Linked DNA regions of Homo sapiens: region 1 is linked to region 2. Evidence: read pairs that join two places in POLR2A ChIA-PET (ENCODE). Cell type or tissue: A673. All regions are shown on one strand. Each heading gives the region's core, and the rest is flanking DNA. Links, peaks and the distances in the headings are about the cores only.

Evidence for each region. Peaks named below come from ENCODE experiments on the same cell type or tissue, not always from the same donor. Only the 100,000 strongest peaks of a DNase experiment are listed, where the experiment ranks them.
Region 1: POLR2A ChIA-PET joins it to region 2 with 10 read pairs; 3 of 35 experiments call an interaction of 5 or more read pairs at or near these places.

Annotation. Positions count from the first base shown.
Region 1 is chr17:66,530,548-66,539,871 of GRCh38, forward strand. All of the region lies in intron 3 of PRKCA (protein kinase C alpha), which reads left to right. Among named protein-coding and RNA genes, the nearest start is that of PRKCA-AS1, 120 kb to the left of the region's middle. RefSeq lists an enhancer at 2,643-3,183. In A673, for the core only: no CTCF peak of the experiment used is centred there; no DNase peak of the experiment used is centred there.
Region 2 is chr17:66,369,927-66,379,250 of GRCh38, forward strand. The region is part of intron 2 of PRKCA (protein kinase C alpha); the gene reads left to right. Among named protein-coding and RNA genes, the nearest start is that of PRKCA-AS1, 42 kb to the right of the region's middle. In A673, for the core only: no CTCF peak of the experiment used is centred there; a DNase peak (open chromatin) is centred at 4,695.

The DNA.
Region 1 (9,324 bases), core at 738-8,737, 160 kb after region 2:
AAGAGGGAGAAAATGAATGTTTCCCAGCATTCTCTGTCCTTTGCTCCAAAGAAGAGAGCAGGTGTTGGCTTCCAAACCTTCCGTATTTTCTTATTGCTGTTAGGGGGATCAACTGCATGTTTCCTGAGGGAAAAGGGTGGCTCACTGACCTACTTGAAGGCATTCTCTCAGTGGAAGCTGGGCAAGAGAATCCAGGGATTTCTTTTGCAGGTTTCTGCGCAGTGCCCCTGCCATCAAGCTGCCTAAAATGTGAATATTGCTTCCCTGCGTTTCAGAGGTGGTAATATTGGGGCAAGTGGTGGAGGATCTAAAAAAAAAATCATCTTTGTGCTCCCTACCTTGCCCCTGGTATGGATTAAACAGCCACCACCCTCCTTCTCTTATACCCTGGGGGCCTCCTGACAATACTTCCAATTGCTCCATTGATTACTTAGATTTTTTGGGACACAAGGGCCCACGTTGTGTCTTCCTGACAACACTTTTAGTTGCTCTATTGATTACTTAGATTTTTGTTGGCAATTAGGAGCTTTTCAGTAACATTCTTTGCTCCATCGGTAGTCTCTGCTGGCTCTTGTTCACTCAGGAAACACCTGAGCACAGGGCTTCAGGAAAGCCTTCTATTAAATGGGCAGAGGCCCCAGCAGGACTCCTGCATGTTCATCTGCACAGCCAGAGACAGCTGGAGGGCAGGAGGAGCCGCGTTCACATAGGGTTCTGCAGCCTTGGAGCCGCCGTTTCTTCCAAGTACTCTTCAGATCAGTGGTTCTTAGCCCTGCCTGAACTGCAGAGTCCTCCGAGGAGCTTTCAAATGAAGCATGGCAGCCTGGGCAGGTTGCAGGTCCATTAAATCCACATCTCCGGGGTGGGAGCCGGTGGCATCCTTGCTTTGCCAGAACTCCCCCATTGACCCTAATGTGAAACCTGGGCTGAGAGGCCCTGCCTAAAGCTCGATTATTTTCACCTGTGGATGTAGGCGATCGCTTCCTTTTGTGGCTGTTGTCAGGAGGCAGAAAATCCCCTGGGTTGTTGGCTCCCTGGAGTCTTATTTTTACAGAGTGCCCTGTTTCAGGTGCAGCAACCTGACTGATGTTTTTACAAATCACCTTTTGGTGGCCTCCTGTCACTGCTGTCTCCCTTCAAGGGTTAAATAAGCCTCTCTCACCCATTCCTTTTCACACCTGTGTCGTGTATTATTGGCAGGCCTCAGTCCTCAGGGTGTCAAATGGAACTGATGGATGCCAGACATTGTGGATATCTGCAAGTCCTGGTTGGTGACCAGGGACTTGAAGAGTAGACTTTCTTCTCAAACTTATCTTTGTGCTGTTTTCCTTCCCCAGACCTCATAGTCTGGAGCCCATGTTTCCAGGGGTGGAATTTGATTTTCCCAGAGAGGAGCTGTGTTCGGCTTCTAGGCTGAGGAGCTAAGCTGCCGAGCCTCTGCCAGCCCTCTGTGGATTCGCTCCTGCATTATTCAGCGCCTTTGCTGACAGAGCACCATGTTCCACTGCTGAGCAGATCAGGGTGAATTTCCAAGAGGGAACATTGCAGATGGTTTTGCCTTTAGGGATGGATTTTCTTACTCCCAAGTGACTCACTTCTGGTAAAATTAAAAAAAAAAAAAAGAACAACCTTGAGTCCCTTGAGTCTGTCCCCACCATCTTTGCTCAGAGGGAATTAAGGAGCCAATTCAGAGCTTTAAAAAAGTCACGTGATGATTCATTATCTTTTTGCTGGTTGTTTCCTGCCCCCTCCCCCCCCACCCCCACCCACTGACTTGTAGTTTTTCATAAGCATTTATTCATCCTTGAATTTTATTTTATTTTTTTATTTTTTTTTGAGACAGAGTCTTGCTCTGTCACCCAGGGTGGAGTGCAGTGGTGCGATCTTGGCTCACTGCAGCTTCCGCCTCCCGGGTTTGAGCAATTCTTGTGCTTCCACCTCCTGAGGAGCTGGGATTACAAGCATGCACCACCATGCCCGACTAATTTTTGTATTTTTAGTAGATACAGAGTTCATAGCCAGGCTGGTCTTGAACTCCTGACCTCAGGTGATCCGCCCACCTCGGCCTCCCAGAATGCTAGGATTACAGGTGTGAGCCACTGCGCCCGGCCCATCCTTGAAGTTTAACTGCAACCCCATCTCCTTCCCTCTTTGCATGGGGTAAAACCCTACTGCAAGGACTCACTAGAATTCCTTCCACTCACATCCCCTCTGATGATCTGGCCTTGCTGTCAATTGCTGTGACCATGGACAAGTTGCCTTGCTGCCTCTCCTGAACATGGGAGGTACACAAGGCCTTTCTTCAGGGGTTTATTCCCAGCAGCTGATCTGCTGCTGTCGGTGGAATTAGTTTGCACACACAGCATCCCGGGGAGTGGAACAGTGCTTTCTTAGCACAAAACAGACACGTTTGCTTCCCTTCTTTCAGTGAAGGGGAACCCACGGCTGGAAAATACTGGAAGGCAATTGTAACCTTAGGCAGCCAACAACACTTCAGTCCTTTGGAAGTGGATTTTAAGGAAGAGGAGACTTCAAACGGTAGAGCTCTTTGTGATGTACCTCTTAGAGAATACCTTTTTGATTCCTACACTTATTCTCCTCTCACCAAGTGATACTTAAAGGGATGCCCTAAAACAGCAGTAAAGTCATAGGCCCCTTTTTATAAATTTCATGAATTCACTACTTTTTTCCCATCACGTCTTCTCTTAACCAATGTATCTGCATTTGGTTTGCGTAAAAGAAGAAATGTTTCCTCTGCTCCTGGGCTCACCATTAATTCTGATGAGATAGGCCTTTCTCCTCTAAAGGCAACAGGGCATTGGCCAAATCCCCTGTTTTACTGCATCCCTTTTTGGAGCTCAGTATTGGCCTGTCCTGACCCCCCTGGTTTGCCTCAGAATAATTATTAAGGGCATGTGTCTTGAAACAAGTCGCACCCAAGGCTGCTAGCCTGTGTATTGACTGCTTGATTTATAACGAATGCTGAATTTGGCTAGGCAAATGAGAAACGTGGTAGGGTCAGCCTTCTGCCTCCTCCTGGTTTACAGACTCATCTTGCCCATTCATTTTTCCCATCTAAGGCTTTAATTTGATACCCAGTGGGTTGGTCTTAAGCAACCAGGCAAGATCCAGAGGAGACTGTCCAGGCTGCCGCCCCCACTGGCCAGGCAGACCCCGTTCCTTTTGCGAGTTTCCTGCAAGGCTGTTGTTGACTCGGGGGAGCGGCTTTTAGTTGCTCAGGCTTCTTTCTGCTGCTGCAGAGGAATGTGTTCCCCTGTAGAGGCTGTTGGAAAGGGCAGTGCAGACAAGCCGGCTTCTCAGGCATTTAAACAAGTTGTCTGGAGGTTGTCAGACTCTGCAGCGCATCAGCCCCTCCTTTTGTTCGTTCGTAATGCCACAGTGTTTATGGAGCCCTGCCTTTTGGAGGAGTGGGAAGTGGAGCTTCCAACTGTTAGCCTATGTGTTTCTGTCATTTAGAGGCAATAAGAAGAACATGACCTTTTCTGGAACTGCTGCCCCCCGCACCCCCCCCAAAAAAATTAGAAAATGGTTAGTTTTGATTACATTCACCTTGACCACTTTCTTCCCAAGTGAAGCTGACCACGATTCTTTGTTGGAGCCAAGTTTTTGTATTTGCATATTCCCCTCGGGTAGGAACTGGGTCAGTTATTATTGTTCTAACTAGCAGGCGGAATTGGGGTCTCTGAGGCATGAGGGAGATTCCATTGTCTTCTGTGTATTCTGCTGGTATTTCATATCTGATGAAGGTCGATTCTTATCCCTAATTGACTTCCTCTTGGGTTTTGTAGTCTGAGTATTTGAAATCACATGTTGATTGGGCTGGGTGTGGTAGCACAAGCTTGTAATCCCAGCACTTTGGGAGGCCGAGGTGGGCGGATCACGAGGTCAAGAGATCAAGACCATCCTGGCTAACATGGTGAAACCCCATCTCTACTAAAAATACAAAAAATTAGCCGGGCGTGGTGGCGGGCGCCTGTAGTCCCAGCTACTCGGGAGGCTGAGGCAGGAGAATGGCGTGAACCCGGGAGGCGGAGCTTGCAGTGAGCCGAGATCACGCCACTGCACTCCAGCCTGGGTGACAGAGCAAGACTCTGTCTCAAAAAAGAAAAGAAAAAGAAATCACAAGTTGATCTTTCTGAATGTTGGGGCCCAATGTATTTGAGTAATAAACTTGTAACATGAGGGAAATGGACAAGTGAACCTTCTTAAGGACTCATGGTAATTTGACTCTCTCCTGTATGATTCTTTACTGACAGTGACATGAAGGGGAATTGCCTGGGGTAGACTTAGGCTGTCTAGTGTCATATGCTGCTTTTATTAATCCGGAGATTTCTGATTGGAATATATTTCCATTTCAATGGGATTAGAGTATAAAGAATGCTTTGTTACAATTATTTACTTACACCGCCACCACCGTAAGTAATAATAGTAGTTAGCATTTACCCTGTGTGTGTTACCTATAAGGTGCTGTTCTCAGCACTTCATGTGAATTATTCCTCAAATTATCCCCAAACTCTCTGAGACTGCGCTGTTACCATTTTGCTTTGTAGCTAAAGAAACAGCTTAGAGAGGTTGAGTAACTCCTCCAAGGCATACTCAGCAGTAGGCAGGACTTGAACCTGCGTTGTGATTTGTGAATTCCCACTTTTAACCACCCTTCACTGCCCATCTACACTGCCTCTTGCACATCTCATATTTTGCCAGATGGGAAAACTCACCAAGGATGAAGCTTCCTTAAGATCTTTTTGAGTATAAATAGGCCATCTGTTGATCTGTGTGTCCATCAGGTTAGGGGCTCTTACCTCAAGCCAACATATGGCAGAAAAGATATGTATTGATGTCTTGTGGGATAGTTAATAAAACACAAATGTGCAGTGCAGCTTCTTTAACCTGCTCCATCTTGGACCCAAATTCCCCCACCCCTGCTGCCAAACAGGCCTCTAACTGATGGGGTGGGTGTCCCCATCAGCTCTGTGCTGGCCCAGCTTCCTTGGGGTTGGCCCTCACCAGAGTAAGGGCACAAAACACAGCTCTCGAGGGGTTCTGCAGACGACCAGAGCCTGAGACCTTTTCTTGGCAGCTGGTGTCAGTTCCCTGTTGGATCTGTCCTTCCCTTCTGAATCCTAGTGGGATCTCCTCACTACCTGGTCACTATCTCTGTTCTCACAACAAGATTTAAACAATTATAGGATATCAGTGCACTGTGAGACCACAAACTCTTCTAGTCCATTCCCCTCCTTCTAATGAGGGGCCCCCACAGCTGTGGGGTTGTATCATCTAAGCCAGACCTCCAGTTTCCTTTTCACTAAAATACCTACCTTTGAAATAAAAGTGAAAACTTACATCAAAACAGCATCATGCCTGGAACATACTGAATGGACAGCATTTCCTTTCTTTCCCCTCCTTATTCTCCTGATTATTAATTATTTGCCTGACTTTGGATAGCTATTGGCTTCTGTCCTCTGATATTAATGTACTCATAATTTCTGTTTCTTACCTGGTTTTGGACTAATTGCTCTATTTTTATTTTTATTTTTTGGCACATGCTCTGCCTCTCCAATTCTGACATTTCTTGCAGTCCTCTCAGCATATTTCTGATCACAGTCCCAAATGACATTGAGAAGCCCTGATAGGAAAATGCTGTGTAAGAAATATGAGTTATTTGTCTGTGTGACTAGAACTTTCCTGGTGTAAGTTCAGAACTTTCCAGAACTTCCCTGAACTTTACTCTGTCCGGTTCAGACCATCTGAATGCAGATGTCTGACTTGGGGATAGATCCTCCACTGATCAATCATTCAGAGAAAAGCCACAGAAAACACACAAGATTAGAAAAATAAAACCCACATGGAAAGGCTTTAGTGAGGTTACAGCATAGATTATGCAGTCTGGGAAAAGAAGGATAATGCAGATTAAAATATCTGAAATATTAGAATAGCATAAATGTAGTTAACTTCGGAGCCGGAAGACCAGGGTTGAATCTTGGCTTCTTCCCTTACTGGCCATGTAACCTTGGGCTTCTTGCTTAACCCCTCTGAGCTGCAGAAGGGGGGATGCTGCTGTTGATGTCATCATCACCAATGGCAGCAGTAGAAGCTATCAATGATGGTGGTTATCACTTTTATTACCATTGTTTTTAGTAAGGAGAGCTAACGAGACAGGCTCCAACTGCTCTTCTCCCGTGGGAATTGCAGTTTTCTGCAGTGGATCCTGTGACAGATTCCTGTGGATTCCTGGGACAGACTTAGCCACCTGTCCTTTCTTCTATCCTCCTGTACTCATCAGATTGAGCACCATGTGGGTCCAGTCCCTGAGATGAGTGCTTGATAGATAGAGGTGAACGATGGGGGCTTGGTCTTACAGAGCTGACCTGTAAAATCCTCTCCACCATATCCAGTGCATACAGCTGGGCATTCTTTGTGTAGATCACCCCAGTTATTAGAACCTCTATTTCAGTAATTCACTCTCTGGGCTCTAGTTCTTCCTTGTGAATTTTACTCTCAGGGAAGCCCCGACTGTGCTCCTGAAGCTGTTTTTATTTGTAGTAATTTAGCATGCGTCCAGGAATTGAGGACTCTTGCCTACCCAAAATCAGAGGTGGGGAGGAAAACCACGGTATTTCAGTCCTTTTGTTCTTTTTGAGGTCTGTAATTCACCAAAGCCAGGTCCACCAAAGTAAATTATTACCATAATTTATGGTGAGAATTATTTGGGGCCACAGATGTCAAGTGGAAGCTTGCAGGTAAGTATGATTGAGAAAGTACAAAATTTTGAAATGAACTCTAACCTTATGAGTCTGTTGCTCTAAGGATCTAAGGATATTAGGAGGTAGTGTTAAGAATCACAACTGCATTGTTAAACGCCAAGTGTTCTTTGTGATTTGATTGAAACTGTAGTTGGGATTCTTCAGGTTCCATATGTGGGGCAACATTTAAATATTAACATTCTTGGGAAGATTTTGTATAGACAGCTTTCTCTGTCATCCGAATGCCGTGTGGTCTTCAGAGCATGTCATAAGAAAAGTCATGAGACACAAATCTGATGGAACTTTCTTTAGCATATGTTTAAGACTTGTCATCTTCCCATCTCATCTTTGCAGTAGAAAAATACCAACGTTTCCCTGAACAAAATAGAAGTATTTTCCACTTCCCCATTTCTGAAGCTCCTAGACGTTTTATATTTCTTTTGAGTAAGAGATTGCTTTGTATCCAGGAGCCTTTGCATGGTGCCTTTTCTTTTACTGGTTTGTTTATTTGGGAGATGGAGTCTTGCTCTGTCACCCAGGCTGGAGTGCATTGGCATGATCTCGGCTCACTGCAATCTCCACCTCCTGGGTTTAAGGGGTTCTCGTGCCTCAGCTTCCCGAGTGGCTGGGATTACAGGTTCACGCCACCATGCCCAGCTAATTTTTTGTATTTTTAGTAGAGACAGGGTTTTACCATGTTGCCTAAGCTGGTCTCCTGAGCTCAGGCAATCTGCCCGCCTCTGCCTCCCAAACTGCTAGAATTACAGGCGTGAGCCACCACCACGCCTGACTCCTTTTCTTTTTCTTGATGTTACTGAAGACTTTATTTTGGAAGTAGTGAGGGCCCAGAGCTGATCCCTTCTGGAGATGTGTCACAGGGTAAAGAATGTGGCTTTGAAACTCCAACTCTGTCACTTAAAGCTGTGCCTCTTTCAGAGTTACTTAACCACTCTGAACCTTAGTTTCCTCTTCTGCAAAATGGGAGACTAGCAACCTGCCACCCAACTGACTGCTCTGGGCTATTTATGAGACAGTCTCTGCTCTCGGGAGACATCCCTCTTTGGCTTATTCATCCTCACTCATCTGCGTTGGAGAGATGCACTTGGTGCCTCTCCTGCAGAAGGGGTGTTAGGAGGCTGTTGCGTTTGTCACCAGGGAGGTGATGTTTTCCCCATTGGGAACCCTAGGCCAGCAAACTTCGAGAAGTGTCTGTGGCAGCTTGAATGCTGCTATTTAAGAGTTGATAAAGAGGCAGCTTGGAGAAAACCTCAAGCTTATTTGGTTGAGTGGGGTGGCTGTGTGAGAATTAAGTAATGAGTAGACCTGAAGCATCTGGTGGGATCTCCAGCAGTTAGTAAATGGCAGCTGTTTTTATTCTCATCCCTTGTGGGCAGTACTGTCCAGTTCCAGTGATGGGCATTAGTGGCATTTGGGATTTGAGGATAACCTTCATAGGTTGGAATGAGTACCGTAGCAAAACAGAATTCTGCTCTTAGCCAGAAAGCATTCCAGTTAGCAAACTACCTGACAGTGTAATGTGCCCAGAGGACCCAGGAGGGCCATCCCAGGGAGAACAGCATCGCCATTTCTGCTGACCACATGCTGTCTCCTGAGCCCCGGTATCTGAGGCCCTCATCGAAGGCATAGGCATATTAACAGTTATGCTGCCAGACTTTTATCAGCAGTCTGTACTTCTCCTTTTATCTTCGGAACTGTGATGAAAAGAACAGTCCACTCCCTTCTGATCTCAACACTTACCAAAGCTCATCTGTTCACAGGCAAATGTACTAAAACATTTTTTATTGGAGACTGAGTTTCATGTGTAGACATCATTGTATTTCTGTGTGGTGTCCTCAGATTTTCACTCTTGTTTTTTCCCCAGCTGCCTTTTTTAAAAACTCCTTTGCACTCTTAAACGTCAGGCTGAGTGTATGTGTGTAAATAAACGCTTTGGGTGGAGGATATTGTTCTGCTGTGACAAGCCATCAAGCAGCACAGCAAGAAACAATACTTTTCTAATTTGTGAGTTATTCTTACGTTTCCCTTTTGCAAGGCTAGTTATTTCATTAAATTCATTTAATTTAAGCTTTGAAATCTTTTTTTTTTTTTTGAGATGGAGTCTTGCTCTGTCCTCCAGGCTGGATTGCAGTGGCGTGATCTCGGCTCACTGCAAGCTCCGCCTCTCAGGTTCACGCCATTCTCCTGCCTCAGCCTCCTGAGTAGCTGGGACTACAGGCGCCCGCCACCACATCCAGCTAATTTTTTTTTATTTTTAGTAGAGATGGGGTTTCACTGTGTTAGCCAGGATAGTCTCGATCACCTGATTTGTGATCTGCCCGCCTTGGCCTCCCAAAGTTCTGGGATTACAGGCGTAAGCACCGCGCCCGGCCTAAGGTTTCAATCTTAATAAGAATGGCTAACTTTTAGATGAGAGTTTTACATCAGAAAACCTCATCGTACCCAGAGAGATGCTTCTTTAATTCAGATTTGAAGGGATGAGTTTCCTTGTTCTGGATTAAACAGCTCACTCAGACACACCAAATGAATGCAGTGTGCAGTC
Region 2 (9,324 bases), core at 764-8,763:
ACTGCCAAGCACTGCAGGTATTTCTAGCTCAGTTGTCTTATCATTAGGGTGAACATATTTATCCTCTAAACCAGGACACTTTTGAAAGTGAAGGGAGGAGAGCCATTAATAATTAAGCTGGGACAACAGTCATAAACCAGGATTGTCTGGGCAGACTCAAACATGTGGTCGCCCTACTTGTTCCCTGTACTTGATGGAAGCCTTCCTGACGGTAAGGACAGTCCTTCCACATCCCCTCAACCTCCACAGTGGCACAGACATAATTATATTGAATGAAGCGATAAATAAAGCTATTTTGATACTTTTTTTTTTTTTTTTTTTTTGAGATGGAGTCTTGCTCTGTCGCCCAGGCTGGAGTGCAGTGGCATGATCTCGGCTTACTGCAACCTCTGCCTCCCGGGTTCAAGCAATTTTCCTGCCTCAGCCTCTGGAGTAGCTGGGACTACGGGTGCACACCACCATAGCTGGCTATTTTGATAAGCTTTAATGACAGGGATGGCGAACAGTGGTTAACAGTTAGTGAGGCATTGCCAGGTGCAGTATGTGAGGTCAGCACTTTGTATAATTATTTAATCTTCACAATAGCGCTATAGATTTGATACTATTTTTTTTCTTTTCTTTTCTTTTTTTTTTTTTTTTTTTTGAGACAGGGTCTCACTCTGTCGCCCAAGATGCGTGTAGTGGTGTGATCATAGGTCACTGCAACCTGGAACTCCCAGGCTCAAGCAATCCTTCCACCTCAGACTCCCAAGTAGCTGGGACTACAGGTGCATGCCACCATGCCCGGCTAACATTTTATGTTTTGTAGAGACGGGGTCTCATTATGTTGCCCAGGCTGGTCTTGAACTCCTGGACTCAAGCGATCCACCACTGCCCATCCTATTTTTCTGTTTTTCAGAGAAGAATATTGATGCCTAGAGAAGTTAAGTTGCTTGAGAGCAGAGAGTAAGCAGCAAAGCTAGGGTTCAAACCCAGAGTGTAATCTCATAGGTGCTGTATTATACAGATAAGCTAGATGCAGGGGCAGGCTGGTTTGTAAGAGGGCATGTTGCCTGTAGCATTTCTCCTTAGTGAATCTCCGAAACAAATCACATCCTGTTTATTTCCAACAAAAGAGAACAAATTTGGGATTATATCTGATTATAGCATGCGAGTAGCAAATAAGATATGATGTATGTATTTTTGCAGTTTTTTCTTTCCAAGTTCCCCCATCTTTGGCCAAAATATCACATTTTAAACCAATGAAGAGTTAAATCTAGAGTTAATCACTTAGCATCAGCAGTGCAGCCAGAATTCTCATCTCCTGATTCTAAAACTGCCTGACCCTACCCTGGAGTCACTGATCAGGTTGAGAGGAGTTCAGAATGAAGAGAGAATTGTTTCAACCACCTGTTCTGCATGAGAGCCTTTCACCATTTTCTGTGTGTTTGTGAAATGACCATTCTGAAGTTCAGATCCACATATAAGACTCATTCAAAATGATCTTCCTCAATGGAAACCGGGGGTGAGATTTGAACCTGAGAGAGACAGTCTGCTCTGGTTGATGAACAGCATAGCTCTGGACCCAGACTGCCTGGGTTTACATCTCAGCTCTGCCACTTCTAACTTTGTGATTCAGGCAAATTATTTAACTCCCAGTTTTTTTATCTGTAACATGGGGATAATAACAGCATAAGAGCACTAGCCACACTGGATGGCTATAAGATTGAAATCAATTACTATGTGTAAAAATCTTAGAATAGGGCCTGGCATAAAGCGACACTGTGACTGTTTTATCTGTAATATATATGTTGCTTTTTAAAGGCCACTAGGTGATACATTAGAGCAGGCAGGGTGCCATCGAATGACCCAACCCTTTGTCATCTGGCAATATTGCCTAAAATCCAGACGGTGGATTTTCACCTTCAAAGTGGTTCTTTGGGCACAAGGCAAGTCTTCCGAAACTCCCTACTTGATGCCTGGCGTATTATAGGCGTCTCATATTTTTTGTTAAATTGAACTGAAAAATTGAAGCGCTTTGTATCTAAACAAATGTAGAAAAGTGAGACGCTGTATCCAGGGTCTGAAGTTGAAAAGATTTAAAATGTGGATGGAAACTTCAGGGATGGGGGTTGCATGGGATGTTTGTAATTACTTATGGATGATATGAAGATAGTACCTGCTGTATTTTACCATGTATATGAGTCTCGTGGGGACTTCATTTAAAAATGTGTCTTCTGCATCTGAGATCCTGACTCAGGAGGTCTAGATGGGACCCAGGAATCTGCACTGACACAGGCGGTCTGTGAACCAGACTTGGAGAAACACTATTTTAGTCCAGCGTCTTGGATGCATGAGCTTATAGTTCCTTGACAATGGCAAAATTAGAAGTCTAACTGAAATCACCTACAAGATGTGCATGTATTACATATACCATTGGAGACACCCACTCGGAGTTTTCTTATTGAGAGAACATTTCAGTTTTGATTTCATAGGTAATTGGGCGGTACTGATGAATCACTAGGTTTTTTTTAAATGTAAGCAGTGATACATCCACAAACACTTTCCTGAGAGGTGATAGTCTCACGCAAAATTTAAGAAACTTTTATTCTTGGCTTAATCTTTGTGACTGTATTTTGTGTTATGTGTATTCTTTATTTTGAGACATCCTGAAATCCTTAAATTTTGCTCATTTTCTTAAAAGCCAAATCCCACATAACTATGTAAGTATATTCTTTTTCAGCAGTTTTCTCTGGGGAGTTTCCTAAATAAATGAATTGAATGGGGGAGCCATGATGAATGGGTCAGTATGCTCATTGCAGTGCCATCTCTTAAAGGGATAAACTGGCAGCAATCTAAAAGGGCAACAGGCCAGGCGCAGTGGCTCGCACCTGTAATCCCAGTACTTTGGGAAGCCGAGGCAGGCAGATCACTTGAGGTCAGGAATTCGAGACCAGCCTGCCCAACACGGTGAAAACCCTGCCTCTACTAAAATACAAAAATTAGCCGGGCTTGGTGGCGGGCACCTATAATCCCAGCTACTTGGGAGGCTGAGTTCCAGCAGAATTGCTGGAACCTGGGAGGTGGAGGTTGCAGTGAGTCAAGATTGCGCCACTGCACTCCAGCCTGGGTGACAGAGTGAGACTCCTTCTCAAAAAAGAGGGGAACAAAGGGAGAGAGATTGATTTATGGCTCACATGCATAATAAATATACCTAACAATTAACTATGAAAATGTAGTGTATTTGCTGTCATGAAAAGATGTTTGATAATCATCTTTTATGTAAGTGAACAAGCATGTTAAAGAACACATTGTAAAAAAATATCATAATACAGCCAGTATTTACTGAGTACTTGCTATGTGGTGGACACTTGGAACGCATTATCTCATTTAATCCTCCCGTAAACCTGTGTGTTTAAAGTACTATTATCTGTATTTTCTGATGAGAGACTTGTGGCCCAGAGAGGGTAAGTGACTTGTCCAAGGTCGTACAGCCTGTAAATGTTCCCCAAAAGCCCATGTACTTTCTTCACTGTCATGCATTACTGCACCTGGGGCAGTAGCTACACACTTTGTTTAAAGGGCCTGTATGAATACCCCAAAATATTCATGATATCGATTCAAGTTGTAGGAGTTTGGTGATTTGATTAATTTTTCTTTCTGCTTCCCTGCATTTTCTTTTTTCTTCCAACAGCCAGTTATTAAGTCAACCAACAAATAATTCTAATGGCTTCCTAAATGTAGAAAGTTGGTTAATTTTGGTATTGCTTTTGCCATTCAGGGATTTACATAGGGACAATCACAGAGATGCTAAACCAGTTAACCTTTGTAGGAAAGCGGCCATTAAAACCCTCCCTCCTGTTTTCACGATCACTTTCATCCTAAAATCGGGTAGATTACCTCTGCGTTTGTAACATCTTCAGTATTCAAGGCTTGGATGTAGGAGAGAAGCCAGTTTAAATGGTCCTCACTTGTTTAGCACCTACTTATCACCCCGGGAGCCCTTAGAGTTAATAAGGAGCCCAGTGCACCGGTGATCAGCTACTTTATTTCCAGAAGTGGGATGTGGGGGCCCTGCTGCTGCAGTGGGGGTTTGAGGGCAGCTGTTCACCTGGGTGCATGTCCTGGATCTCATGTTGGGGGCGGCAGTGCTCCCCTGGAAGGGGATGAGCCAGGGAGGAGTCCGCAAGGGAGGATGGGCCAGGGAGGGAGGGCTCTGAAGCACACCCTTGCTCCCTGGGCAGGGTCTGCATCCAGGGCTCCTTCCTTCCGCCTGGAGCTTTCCCATGAATCCTTCCTCCACCACCTCCTCAACTAGCACCTCCAGCTCGCCCCGCCTGACCCAGCTCCCTCAGCCCATGTGTCCCCGCTTTGCCAGCTCTTCTGTGTGCTAAGTGGCACGGACTGCTGTCTGTGGCTTCAGTCCCCGGTGGGGGAGCGCTGGGGTGTTCCGCCTCCTAAGAGACTGTTGGTTGAGGGCCCGCATATCTGTTTCTGGGTTTGGTGCTATCAAGGTCACACGGGTGTCGCCCCAGACTCCTCTGCTGCTTACAGGGCCTCATGCTGGCGTCACCATGGCATCAGCCCAGCCTAGTGGAGACTTGCTATCTGATTTCCATCATCCTCCATTCCCCTTTGCACCGCAGCCCCCTGAATTAATTAAGCAAGCAAGCAAACAATCAAGTCTTGTTCGACACTGTTAAAGGGAGCAGGCTTCCTGGTCTGTGGGGAGCTGCAGGGGAGGGATGTGATGACTTAATTACAACTGCCACTTGACTGAGTGTCTGCTAAGTGCAGGGTGCTGAGTTGCATTCTTTTTTTTTTTTTTTTTTTTCTTTCTGAGACACGGTCTTGCTCTGTCGTCCAGGCTGGAGCACAGTGGCTTGATCTTGGCTCACTGCAACCTCTGCTTCCTGGGTTCAAGCAGTTCTCATGTGTCAGTCTCCCGAGTAGCTGGGACTACAGGCACTTGCCACCATGCCTGGCCAATTTTTTATTTGTATTTTTAGTAGAGATGGGATTTCACCATGCTGCCCAGGGTGGTCTCAAACTCCTGGCCTCAAGAAATCTGCCCGCCTTGGCCTCTCGAAGTGCTGGGATTACAGGCATGAGACACCGCACCCGGCCTTAGTTGCATTCTTTATTCTGTTGAATCTTTATCCTTTCTGCATGGTATGCAGCCTTGAGGGGGGTAATAGCTTAATGGGAGAATTTATAGTTTTACCTGTATATTCGGTGGAAGATTTCAGGTGAGCAGAAGTTCTGGGAGGATTAAGCGTCGAGGGAGATCTTGAGAATGAACACAGTTGAAAATGAAATCAGTCCAGTTGTAAGTAATAAGTGATCGAGGAAAAGGAAGTTCCTTCACCTGGTTAATGAATATTTATTGCCTGTCACCCGGAAAAACCCTGGTCTCAGAAGACTTAAGGGTACCGGGTTTGTACAACAGGCAGCTTTTGCATTGGACTTGCTGGCTGAAGCCAGATACCTACATGGGCTGTATAGTGATGGATGCTTCATTCTTCCTTGGTCTGCTTGGTTGGAAGTGGAGTCGATGGTGCTTCTAGCTGATCCCCTTACCTCTGAATTTTGTCCCGGTAGCTGGTGACTCCTTGGTGAAGTCAGTTTAAGTCTCTGGGAAAAGCATCCCATGCATATCATATTCCAAATGTTCTGTGTAAGCCCCAGGTTTCTTTCACAGGCCTTGTGTTATTAGAGTTCTGGGGGCAGTTCTTGAGGGCATGTGTCTTTTCTGCCAATATTTAAAATAGTTGTTGGCTTTAGGCTTGTTTTACACTTCAGGTCATCTACAAAGGAAATGTTAATTTGGGGGAAAAGAGATGCAATGAAGAGATAAATATATAAAGATACAGAGGCTCATAAACACTCTGGTTCACAGCTCCTGGCCAGCCCTGTCCATAGGAGCCATATGGACCCGGCATGTGGCTTAATCCTCGTAAGCCTGGGTCCCTCAGACAACTGTGAAGGGGGATATTGCTACCTGCTTGCTAACATGCTGAGCTGTGAAGATAACTGAGGTCATGGATAATGAAGTGCTGGGCACTTGCAAAACATGATTTACAATCTCAGCAAAGACTTCATTGTTTATTCAGTATATATTTATTGACTTCCTTCTGTGTGCTGGGTACAGAGCCACATACCAGCTCTCCTTGGAGTGTAGTCCCTGGGCAGGAAGCTTCAGCCTGATGGAAACACTGTTTCCTAGGTTTCCTGGGCCCTGCTGAAGCCGGCTGCATCAGAATCTTCAGGAATCAGTGTTTAACCACCCTCCCCTGACTGATACCTAGTCATGTTTGAGAAGGCCCCCTGGCACAGTAGGAGAGGTTCAGAGACAAGCTAACTGCTATGGGCGAGGCTGGCACAGGCAGTGGAAGGTGGTAGTAAAAGAACAGGTGGTCTGGCCTGGCGCGGTGGCTCACGCCTGTAATCCCAGCACTTTGGGAGACCAAGGCGGGTGGATCACCTGAGGTCAGGAGTTCAAGACCGGGCTGGCCAACATGGTAAAACCCCATCTCTTCTAAAACTACAAAAATTATCTGGGCATGGTGGTGGGCGCCTGTAAGTCCAGCTACTTGGGAGGCTGAGGCAGGAGAATCGCTTGAACCTGGGAGGCAGAGACTGCACAGAGGCTGCAGTGAGCCGAGATCATGCCACTGCACTTCAGCCTGGGTGACAGAGCGAGACTCTGTCTCAAAAAAAAAAAAATTGAATAGGTCGTCTGCTGGGTGAGGACCCCTCCACCCCAGCTCTCATCCCCTGGCCCGAGGGTTGGAGCACTAGACTTCATGTACCAGTTCAGGATATGCATATCTGGGGAGCCGTCCTGGGCATCGGCATCTGGGAGAGGGGGTGAGGATGGGTGGGGGTCCCCATGTAAGTCCTTTCTTCAGGTTGTGGCTTCTGCATAGCTCCTTGTTGTGTGGACCTGTGAGTACACACCCTGGAAAGGCAAGTCAAGGCCTCCTCTCTGCTGGTTTCAAGTGGTGGAGAAGCCCTGCATGACTGAGGCAGAGAAGATGCTGGAAACTGTGGCACCAAACCACCTCAGAGCTTGAGTTCAGTCCCCTGCAAAATCCCAAAGCCTCCGGATTTATTTATTTATTTATTTATTTATTTGAGATGGAGTTTCACTCTTGTCGCCCAGGCTGGAATGCAATGGCATGATCTCAGCTCACTGCAACCTCTGCCTTCCAGGTTCAAGCGATTTTCCTGCCTCAGCCTCCCAAGTAGCTGGAATTACAGGTGTGTGCCACCACGCCCAGCTAATTTTGTATTTTTAGTAGAGATGGGGTTTTGCCATGTTGGCCAGGCTGGGCTCGAACTCTTGACCTCAGGTGATCCTCCTGCCTCAGCCTTCCAAAGTGCTGGGATTACAGGCATGAGTCGCTGTGTCAGGCCCCAAAGCCTCAGGATTTTAGAGCGTTGTCAATCCCCTTACTCTCTTGGCCACCTCAGAAAACCAAGAAACAGGAATTTACTTGTCCCAGGTCTATCTGGGGCTGAGCTAATGCAGAGCCTAGGTACACAGCTGCTTTTATATATATAGATATACGTGTATATATATACATGTATACATGTATATACGTATATATGTATATATATAATGCCTATATTATGTATATATAATGCCTATATTACATATATAATATCTATATTACATATATGTCTATATTTTATATATATAATGTCTATATTATATATATGTCTATATTATATATATAATGTCTATATTATATATATAAAATGTCTATTATATATATATAAAGTCTATGTTTTATATATATATATATATATATTTTTTTTTTTTTTTTTTTTTGAGGCAGGACCTCACTCTGTCTCCCAGGCTGCAGGTTGCTAATTAATTTTTTTCTTTTAATAGAGACAGATTCTCACTACATTGCCCAGGCTGGTCTTGAACTCCTGGCCTCAAGTGATCCTCCCCCTTCAACCTCCCAAAGTACTGGGATTAGGCATGAGCCCCTATCCCTGGCCTGCTGCTTATTATTGTCATTACTGTTCATCATGGTTTACTGTGAATGGATAAAAGGGAAAGTTAAGAACCATTGATGGGCACATTATATTGTACCCCACATGTTAATATAAAGGTTCTTCTAGGCTGGGTGTGGTGGCTTACGCCTGTAATCCCAGCACTTTGGGAGGCCCAAGTGGGTGGATCACCTGAGGTGAGGAGTTCGAGACCAGCCTGGGCAACATGGCAAAACCCTGTCTCTACTAAAAATACAAAAATTAGCTGGCTGTGGTGGCGTGTGCCTGTAGTCTCAGCTACTCAGGAGGCTGAGGCAGGAGAATCGCTTGAACCTGGAAGGCAGTGAGCTGAGATTGGGCCACTACACTCCAGCCTGGGCGACAGAGCGAGACTCTGTATCAAAAAAATGTTCTTCTGATTTTTTTCCCTCTATCACATATGCCATTTAAAATATAAGGGATATATGGAGGTATGATTCATGTATCATAAAATTCACCATTTTGGTGGTTTTTTAGTATTCACGGAATTGAATGACTATTAATACCATCTACTTTGGAACATTTTTGTCACTCCAGAAAGAAACCCCAGACCCCTTAGCAATCACTGTCTATTCTCCCTCTCTGTAGCCCCTGGCAACCATGAATCTACTTTCTGTCTCTTTGAATTTGCCTAGTTTGTACACTTCATATAAATGTAATTGAGCAGGCTGGGCGTAAAGTCTCACGCCTGTAATCCTAGCACTTTGGGAGACCAAGGCGGGCAAATCATTGAGGCCAGGAGTTCAAGACTGTCCTGTCCAACATGGTGTGAAACCCGGTCTCTACTAAAAATACAAAAATTAGCCTGGCGTGGTGGCACATGGCTGTAATCCCAGCTACTTGGGAGGGTGAGGCAGGAGAAATGCTTGAACTCAGGAGGCAGAGGTTGCAGTGAGCCAAGATCACACCACTACACTCCAACCTAAGCGACAGAGCGAGACTCCATCTCAAAAAAAAAAAAAAAGTAATGATATAATATGTGGCTTTTACTGTCTGGCTTCTTTCACTTAGCATTACATTTTTAAGGTTCATTTATACTGCAGAATGAATCAGTACTTCACCCCTTTTTATGGCTTAATAGTAATTGATTTTATTTATCAGTTGGTAGACAGTTGAGTTGTTTATACTTTGACTATTATGAACAGTGCTGCTGTGAACATTCAGTTGTGCATGAGTTTTTTTGTGGACGTGTGTGTTCATTCCTCTCGGGTATATACCTAGGACTGAAATTGCTGGATCATATGTTAATTCTGTGGTTAACATTTTAAGGAATTGCCAAGCTGTTTTCCAAAGAAGCGG